Regions from separate parts of the Homo sapiens genome. Here region 1 is linked to region 2. The links are chromatin contacts, found by Hi-C or POLR2A ChIA-PET in ENCODE. All regions are on one chromosome and are shown on one strand. The core of a region is the stretch at or near the end of the contact, and the rest is flanking DNA. Distances in the headings are between cores, read along the strand shown.

Region 1 (4,454 bases), core at 1,750-4,249, 480 kb before region 2:
TCACTACAATCTCCACCTCCCAGGTTCAAGCGACTCTCCTGCCTCAGCCTCCCGAGTAGCTGGGATTACAGGTGTGTACCACCACACCTGGCTAATTTTTGTATTTTTAGTAGAGATGTGGTGTTGCCATGTTAGCCGGGGTGGTCTTGAACTCCTGACCTCAGGTGATCTGCCTGCCTTGGCCTCCCAAAGTGCTGGGATTACAGGCGTGAGCCACCAGCCCAGCCTAATTTTTTATTTTTGAAAAGACAGGGTCTTGCTATGGTAAACTCCTAGGCTTAAGCGATCCTGCTGTCTGGACCTCCCAAAATGCTGGGATTACAGGTGTGAGCCACAGCCCAGGTCAGAACTTTTTGAAATGGCCCCCTTCAGTCTGTTTCCCCTTCCTCCCCTATCCCAGACTCACCAGGGGCTGAAGGAGATTCCTCTGTTTTCTCCGGAGGTTGGGACTTGGGGGGCAGCTTGACTTTAGGCTCAGTTCCCCGTTTGGGGCCGGGCCCTTGCCCTTCTTTGGCAGTGCCCCGCGGCAGGGTCTTGTAGGAGGCTGAGAAGCCATCAGCGGTGACACTGAGATCTGAGACGAACTGGACGAGGAGTTCATTCCCTTCGGAGGAGATGGAGCTGCAGGTGGCCACCGAGCATTGGGGGAAGTGTCAGGGCGGGCGTGCACCACACTCTTCTCAGCCCCATGACCTTTTTTGTTTGTTTGAGACAGGGTCTCACTTTGTCTCCCAGGCTTGAGTGCAGTGGCTCCATCTAGGCTTACTGCAGCCTTGACCTTCTGGGTTCAAGTAATCCTCCTGCCTCAGCCCCGCAAGTTGCTGGGACTACAGGCACGCCACCATGCCCAGCTAATTATTTTGTATTTTTGGTACAGACAAGGTTGCGCCATGTTGCCCAGGCTGGTCTCGAATTCCTAAGCTCAGGTGATCCTCCCGCTTCAGCCTCCCAAAGTGCTATGATTACAGGCATGAGCCACTACCCCTGGCCAGGTGGCCTTTTAACTTCGTCCCAACTTCGCAGAGCCCCAGTCGCCTCTCTATCCGCGGACCCCAGACCCGGGGCCAAATCTCCTCTTTGCCTGGCCTCCAACCTGCTCCCCTCGCCGGTTTGGAGCCCTGGGGTTCAGATCCCGTCCCTTTAGCTGAACCCCGCCCCTCCAAACAGCCGCGTGCGTGCGGTCCGCCGACTCTCTCCCGGACTCGCCCAGGTCCCGCCCCTCACCCCGGGACTGCGTCGCCGCAGAACTTCCCCAGCCTCCGGGAGTCGTCGCTCACGGCTCCGTTGAACACGCTGACCGAGTCATAGCGGCAGTAGGTGTCCGGCTCCAGGTCAAACTTCTCGAAGGTCAGCGCGATGACCTGGCGGCGGGCGGAGGCGGGGACTGCGCGGCGGGACACCCCTGGGCGCCTGCACCTCATCTCCTACTGGGTGCCTGCAGCAGCTCCCACTCCCACCTCCCGCGTCCTCTGGGCCCCCCTCCTGAAGGCGTTCACACCACAGCACGGAGGACCACACACACCCATGGGACCCTGCAGGGGTGTCGGTCGTCGTGGTTGGCAAGGTCAAGTCCTGGCGCACTCACAAGTGACAGGCCCGCGTGTTATACCAGGACCCTGTACCTCGCTCTCCTGAGACTTGTCTCAGTTGTAATTTTTACATTTTTGTTTGCGTGCATGCAGGGGTTGGGGCTGTTTTGGGTGCCCACCAGCGCAAGCGCAGTGCTCGGGACACAGCAGATCTTCAATAAATCTCTGCTGGCTGCAAGCTGGAGGGCGCCGCCTGGGTCCCCTAGGGCAGCCCGGGGAGGAGGGTCGGTACCTGGTCCGGGGGCGCGATGATGTGCCAGGAACAGCTGATGCCCGGGGGGTAATCGGACTCGGGCCAGTTGGGCGTGGTCAGGGTTCCCTGGGCCTTCTCCAGCCGCCCCCCGCAAAATTGGTGCTCTGGGGAGGGGAGAGAGGAGCGGGGGTGGGGGGCGGTGGAGACCCTCGGTCAGCTTCAGGAGAACTCTAGGCTGGGAGCCCCGGCAGGCAGCTCGGATGTCTGGGGCTCAGGATGAGGGGACGAGAAGAAGGGGAGGTAAGATGGGGGCAGGTTAACAGAGAGCGGCCGGGAGGAGCGCGGCTCGGGGAAGTCTGGGGCCGCAGGGCGCACTGGCGGGCGGTGGAAGCGGGAGGAGGAACTGGCTGGACGCCCCCTTCTGGCCCCTCCCCGACCCGCGGCCGCACCGCGCCTCTTCCCCTAGGAGATCCCATCTCCCCGGCCCTGCAGCAGAGTCCCCTTTCAGGCTGGAGAGGGTGTCCTCGACTTGGGGCACAGCCCCCGAGGACCCCTTTAGGGAGGTCCCCGCCTGAAACATTGCAAGGGAGACTTCTGCCGCCAGGAGGGGGTGATGGGACCGCAATCGGGAGCCCAGGGCTGGGTGTAGGGGCCCCCCGGGGTTGGAGGAACCTAGTCCCCCCAGCCCTGGGGTGCCCCCTCGCGCCCGACGGAGGGAGCCCGATTGCGGACGGGGGCCGGCAGTTACTCACCGTCCCAGTAACCCCAGGCCGCCCATTCCACCCGCGGGTCGGTGACCCATTTCCGCCTCGCGCCTGGGGGGGGCCCTGGAAGAGGGATGGGTGGGTGCGGGAGGAGGGGAGAGAAGACGGGGAGGAGGGACTGAAGGGGCGGTTAGTGAGGAAAATGGGTCAGGGAGGTAGGGGGCCCTAGGCACTGGGGCGCGGGGTGGGCGGGGCGGAGGTTAGGGCTGGGGGCGGGGCTGCGGCCGGGGCGGGGCCTGGAGGGGGGGAAGGCGGAGGTGAGGGAGTTCTCACCAGTGCCCGAGGTGGCCCGCCCGCTGTACCAGAGCAGGAAGCCTCGTCCTCCTGTGCCCTCATCCGTCGTCATCCTCAGGGTCACCTGGTTGCCGGGGGCGACTAGGGGCGCAGGCCGGAAGGTCCCACAAAAGCGTCCGAGCCGCTGGCCGGAAGTCCCAGACCCAGCGAAGACCTCCAGAGCATCGTAGCGGCAGGCGGGGTGCAGCTCCAGGTCGAAGACTCGGAATGAGAGGGACACAGTCTGGCCCTCGGGGACCTGATAGCGGGGACAGAGGCGGGGACCCACAGAGTCAGGCCCCACACAACCCAGCCAGAGGGCAGCTCCCCTGCCCCAAGCGTTTCTTGCAGAAACGGACTGAATGGGAAGGGGCCTCCATGTGAGTGCAGAGCAGAGGGCCTGGTCTCTGCAGCTCTGCTGGTAGCCTGTGCAGGGGACAAGAGCTGAGGCTTTGGAAGAGGAGGGAGGGCCGGGGACTGGAGAATGAAGATTTGAGGGAAGGGTTAAGATGATGCGTGTTACGGTGGGAATGATGCCTTCAGTGACAGAGGGAAGACACTTGGAGCTGCCCCAGGTTGAGAAGGTGGTGCGGGGGGGACGGGGGGGGGGTCCCTTCGCAGTCAGGCCTTTTTGCCTCTGAGACTTTAACAAGGGGTAGTGCCCAGAGGGGTTTCTCACCGTTATGGTCCAGATGCACTCCTTATTAGGGGGGTAGAGGTTGGGGAACCCCTCACTTGCCACGTAACCTGATTCCCCCTTCACATCCCCTCCGCACAGGAACACGGGTCTGGAGAACAGAAAAGGGGTCAGGAAAGAGCAGGGACGGGTGGGACGGGGGAGCACTGGCAAGATGGGGATGAGGTGATGAGGATGAAACTCCAAGGAGGGAAGCTGGGGGATGAAATGGAAAGGCCTTGAGAGACCTGGGGCAGCTTCCACCAGCCAGGACAGGGCTGGGGTGTCCCAGACTCCCACAAAGATAAGGGAAAAGTGGGCCTGGCAACTCGACCATCCCTCCAACCCCAAGAGTCCCCACCCCCACCCCAACAGGAATTCCCGGAATCCTCCTCGGCCCCCCTTCCAGACTCCCGCCTCACTCTGCCTGGCAGTCCAGGGACAGGAGCCGCCTAACTACTTCCAGATGTGGACACAGCCACGAGGCGGTGGGGGGGAGGGGGTGGAGAGATGGAGGGAGCTGCAGTGGCGATGGCCCTCTGATTGAACCTGGAGGCCAGGCTCCGCGAGCTCCACACCTTAGCCCTGCCCCTGTTCCAAACTACTTCAGATTCTGACTCCCAAGTCTCCACTCACTGCCCCCTCCTCCCCCTACAATCCCTCTCGAATTCCTTCCTGGAATCCAGCTACCAGGCAAGTTCAGGAGCTTGGCTCTCTCTTGGGTTCTATGGGGGGTCAAGGATCTGGGTGGGTGGGGAGACTTAAGAGACCAGAGGACGAAGGTGGGGGAATGGGAGCAGTGGTGGCCTGCAGGAGACCAAGGTCTTGCAGCAGATGGGGAGGATTTGGGGGCCAGAGAAGGGTGAGGCGGTGGGGAATCTGGGGAGTGGTGTGTCAGCAAGGGAACCCAAAATATCTCCAGGCATAACCCCAAAGGAATCGGGGGTCTGAAGTTCACT
Region 2 (4,698 bases), core at 2,080-4,579:
TGAGGTCAGGAGTTCAACCAGCCTGGCCAACATGGCAAAACCCCATCTCCGCTTAAAAAAAAAAATACAAAAAGCCAGGCGCAGTGACTCACGCCTGTAATCCCAGCACTTTGGGAGGCTGAGGTGGGTGGATCGCCTGAGGTCAGGAGTTCGAGACCAGCCTGGCCAACATGGTGAAACCCTGTCTCTACTAAAAATAGAAAATTTAGCTAGATGTGGTGGTGTGCGCCTGTAGTCCCAGCTACTCGGGTGGCTGAGGCACAAGAATCGCTTGAACCCAGGAGGCGGAGGTTGCAGTGAGCTGAGACTGTGCCACTGTATTCCAGCCTGGGCAACAAGAGTGAAACTCCGTCTCAGAAAAAAAAAAAAAATGTAGCTGGGCACGGTGGCAGGCACCTGTAATCCCAGCTACTCGGAAGGCTGAGGCAGAGAAGTGCTTGAACCCAGGAGGCGGAGGTTGCATTGACCGAGATCGAGCCACTGCACTCCTCCAACCTGGGCAACAGAGTGAGACTCTGTGGAAAGAAAGAAAGAGACAGAGAGAGAGAGAGAAAGGAAAGAAAGAAAGAAAGATAATAATAGTACTTAGCTCAGAGCTGCGATGAGGAACAAATAAGTTAATGGATGGGGCTGGGCACGGTGGCTCACGCCTGTAACCCCAGCAGTTTGGGAGGCTGAAGGCTGAAGTGGAAGGATCACTTAAGCCCAGGAGTTCCAGGTCACAGTGAGTTTTGATTGCACCACTACACTCCAGCCTGGGTTACAGAGCAAGACTCAGTCAATAATAATAATAATAATAATGTACAGAAAGTGCTTAGAGCAAGTAGAACTGGTCTGCTCTGTGAGCTCTTAGGATCTCACTTCAGGCATCTGTTGCTGTTTCACCCCGCCCTACTCTGTGCCAGAGGTTGTCCAAGGTGCTGGAGGTCCCAAGCATAGGAGAGCCAGGCAGGTGTGGCCCCATCCCATGCCCATGGGAGCAATCCGGCTGCTGAAAGAAAACAGATATTAAATCATCACACTTGGGGAAGGGCACAGTGGCTCATGCCTGTAATCCCAGCAAAAAAAAATGCAGAGGGCCTGAGAAGGTAGGATCTTTTTAGGTCAGGAGTTCAAGACCAGCCTGGGCAACACAGTGAGACCATTTCTGAAAAAAAATGAAAAAAAAAAATTAGCTGATAGCCAGGCATGGTGGTTCATACCTGTAACCTCAGCACTTTGGGAGGCTGAGATGGGCAGATCACTTGAGGCCAGGAGTTTGAGACCAGTGTGGCCAACATGGTAAGACCCTTTCTCTACTAAAAATATAAAAATTAGCTGGACATGGTAGTGTGAGCCTGTAATCCCAGCTGCTGGGAAGGCTGAGGCACAAGAACCAATTGAACCCAGGAGGCAGAGGTTGCAGTGCAGTCTGCAGTACAAGATTGTGCTATTGCATTGCAGCCTGTGGGGACAGAGTGAAACCGTGTTTCAAAAAAAAAAAAAAATTAGTGGGGCATAGTGGCACTTGCCTGTCATCCCAGCTACTTGGGAGGCTGAGGCAGGTGGATGGCTTAAGCTGGAGGCTGCAGTGAGCTATGACTGCACAACTGCACTCTAGCCTGTGTGACAAAAAAATATGAACAAATACATAAGTCAGGTGACTAAGGGGTCATCTTTATGCCCTGTACCTTCTCTCAGCAACCTCCATCCTATAAGAAAGGGGCAATTGGCCAAAGTATGCCTCTGCTGTAGTTGTAGATTACCATGTTTGCACGATTATCATTGTCAATGCTTCACATTTACACTAGGGCACTATGATTTTCAATGCAGTTTCCATTTTTATTTTGGAGGCCCCTCCCACGAACCTTCTCCCATTTTACTGAGGCCCAGGGAGAATGCACAGGGAGCTGAGCCCCTCCTTTGATCTTAGTTTGGTGGCAGAGACAGGCAGTGATACTGACGATGTGATGGCAGTGTCAGGTGCACTCTGTCTTCACTAGAAAACTGGCCTCCTGGAAGGGCTGGAAGCTCCCACCCTTGACTGCTCTGACTCTGTCTCCAGCAGCTCTTCGCTGTTAGGGCTTCCCTGACAAGAGTGCAGTCCCTCTCGAGGCTGATTAGTGCAGGGCGGGCTCCTCGTCTCCGACCACCGGCTCCTGCTGGCTGTTCCCTCCACCCTCCGTCTCGGGCTGCGAGGCTTCCCTTAACACTCGAAAGGGGGGCCCGTGACCAGGTACGACCACGTCGGCAACGACCAGGACCCTCTTCCGGCTCCGCTCCTGGGCTGCGGGGTCTTCACTCAGTGCCTGCCACGAATCCTCGTCCCCATCTCGCTCAAACACATCTCCCGCCACCACCACGGTGCCCAGAGCCGTGCCGGCCACCACCACGCTCACGTCGCGCTGGCCCCCGTGGCCCGGCGTGGCCCACACCTCGAGCCCCGGGCCCAGGCGCAGGGGCTGCCCCTCACCCAGCCCGTGGGGCAGGTAGCGGCCTCCGGGAAGGCAGAAGTCGTGCGAGACCAGCAGAGCCGCGCCTGGGAACAGCCCCAAGTTCCCGATGTGATCCGAGTGCCCGTGGGTCCCCACCACTAGCGTCACGTCTCCCGGGGCCACGCCCTGCCCCGCCAGCGCCCCCAGCAGCGCCTCCCGAGCCCAGGGGCCCCCGGTGTCCACCAGGATGGGGCCACGGGCCGCCTCCTCCAGGGCGGCCTCTGCGCCGCCACTCCCGCGCGGGGACTCTCGGTGGCTGGAGGCCGGGCCCCGGGTCTGGGGTAGGACCAGGGTCACGGAGCCGTCGGCGCGCACGGCATCGCCCACACCCTCTGGCTCCGCGTAGCCCTGCAGCAGAACCACCACAGAGTAGGGGTCGCCGGGCACCAGCAGAGGGGATGCCCCGCACAGCGGCTCGGTCCGCATGAGGCTGCTCCTGGCAGGGAGGGACGGGCTGGGGAGAAAGGAAATGGAGCAGTGGGCGACCGTCCTGTCCCTCCGCGATCCCCCACCCGCGCTCGGCCCCGCCACTGCCCCTAAGCCTCGGTTCTCTGCCACCCGCCTCCCATTAAGTTGGTATCACCCTCAACCCCTGCCCAAAATGGTATCGCCCAGACTCCCTTCACACTTGGGCCCGCCCCTCCCTCGGCGTCCTCGGCCCCCGCCCCATTCCGTTCGCGGTACGTACGTCCTTGCCCGTCACCCTCCAAAGGCTATCCTTTATGTTTCCCTCCATCGAATCCTAGCCGCGCTCTACCTTGGGCCTCTGCTAGGTCTTGCCTCACTCGAAGAAAGCGCAGAAATCGAAAACGCGGGTGAGAGTTTGTCCTCTGCGGTTCCCGTGTACCCAGATATGGCGGCCGAAGCGGCGCCGCGGAGGTAGCTGTAGTTCCGGCGCCTTCACCGTGTGCCCGAGGAGGCTGCCTGGCTGGGCTCCAGCCTCCTGGCGGTTCTCCGCTCCGCAACCCCAGCAACTTCTTTGCACTGCAGAATTTTGAAGCGCCATTAGCTTTGAGGAGGGTTCATGCTCAGTTGCCCAGGCAGGAGTGCAGTGGCGCGATCATACCTCACTGCAGCCTCAACCTCCTGGGCTCATGTGATCCTCCCGCCTCAGCGTCCCGAGTATCTGGGACCACAGATGCGCACCACCAAGCCCAGCTAAGGTTTCTATTTTTTCTTTCTCTTTTTTTTTGGAGACACGGTCTAGTTCTGTTGCCAGGACTGGTCTGGAACTCCTGGGCTCCAGCGATCCTCCAGTCTTGGTCTCCTGAAGTGCTAGGATTACAGGTGTGAGCCACCGCGCCTGGTCTTTTTTTCTTTTGAGACAGTCTCGCCCTGTCGCCCAGGCTAGAGTGCAGGGGCACCATCATAGCTCGCCCCAGTCTTGAACCCCTGGTTCTAGCGATCCTCCTGCTTCAGCCTCCTGGAGTGCTGGGAATACAGGCGTGCACGCCCCTCTAAATTTTTTTTGGTTTTTTTTGAGACGGAGTCTTGTTCTGTCGCCCAGGCTAGAGTGCAGTGGCGTGATCTCAGCTCACTGCAACCTCCGCCTCCTGGGTTCAAGCGATTCTCCTGTCTCAGCCTCCCGAGTAACTGGGATTACAGGCGCCCACCACCATGCGTGGCTTTTTTTTTTGAGACGGAGTCTCGCTCTATCACCCAGGCTGGAGTGCAGTGGCACGATCTTGGCTCACTGCCAGCTCCGCCTCCCGGGTTCCCGCCATTCTTCTGCCTCAGCCTCCCGAGTAGCTGGGACTGCAGGCGCCTGCCACCACACCCGGCTAATTTTTTGTATTTTTAGTAGAGACGGGCTTTCACCGTATTAGCCAGGATGGTCTCGATCTCCTAATCTTGTTATCCACCCGCCTTGGCCTCCCAAAGTGCTGGGATTACAGGCGTGAGTCACCGCGCCCAGCCGCCCGGCTAATTTTTGTATTTTTGGTAGAGACGAGGTTTCTCCATGTTGGCCAGGCTGCTCTCGAACTCCTACACTCAGGTGATCCGCCTGCCTCGGCCTCCCAAAGTGCTAGGATTACAGGTGTGAGTCACTGCGCCCAGCCTCCAGGCTGGTCTTGACCTTTTGGACTCAAGTGATCCTCCCATCTCCACCTCTGCAGTAACTGGGACTACAGGCGCTGCACCACCAGCCCTGCAGTCTTCTTTGTGTGTGTGTGTGTGTGTAGAATTGGGGTTTCACTATGTTGCTCAGGCTGGAGCTTGAGCT

Evidence for each region. A loop is a pair of places that touch in the nucleus more often than their neighbours do. ChIA-PET counts read pairs that join two places held with the same protein, here RNA polymerase II (POLR2A). Pooled maps may share reads with other maps.
Region 1: a pooled map shows a loop between it and region 2 (2.3-fold over the local background). The contact joins the promoter of PCOLCE-AS1 here to the promoter of MBLAC1 in region 2. A Hi-C loop is called at or near these places in 6 of 50 pooled maps. POLR2A ChIA-PET finds 5 or more read pairs at or near these places in 4 of 52 experiments (CD8-positive, alpha-beta memory T cell, OCI-LY7, T-cell and 1 more).

Annotation. Positions count from the first base shown.
Region 1 is chr7:100,602,583-100,607,036 of GRCh38, reverse strand. PCOLCE-AS1 (PCOLCE antisense RNA 1) reads left to right here and starts at 2,999. Exons shown (of 9, transcript NR_038910.1): 1 at 2,999-3,199; 2 at 3,871-4,454. PCOLCE (procollagen C-endopeptidase enhancer) reads right to left here. Exons shown (of 9, transcript NM_002593.4): 2 at 3,499-3,607; 3 at 2,820-3,078; 4 at 1,822-1,946; 5 at 1,225-1,361; 6 at 407-621. RefSeq lists enhancers at 1,168-1,257, 1,268-1,337, 2,773-3,565 and silencers at 2,056-2,205, 2,386-2,765.
Region 2 is chr7:100,125,598-100,130,295 of GRCh38, reverse strand. It overlaps MBLAC1 (metallo-beta-lactamase domain containing 1), which reads right to left and starts at 3,329. Exons shown (of 2, transcript NM_203397.3): 1 at 3,232-3,329; 2 at 1,801-2,928. The coding sequence starts at 2,900. The coding sequence ends at 2,100. It also overlaps a transcript of TAF6 not described here. RefSeq lists silencers at 2,420-2,899, 2,990-3,109 and enhancers at 3,310-3,379, 4,090-4,698.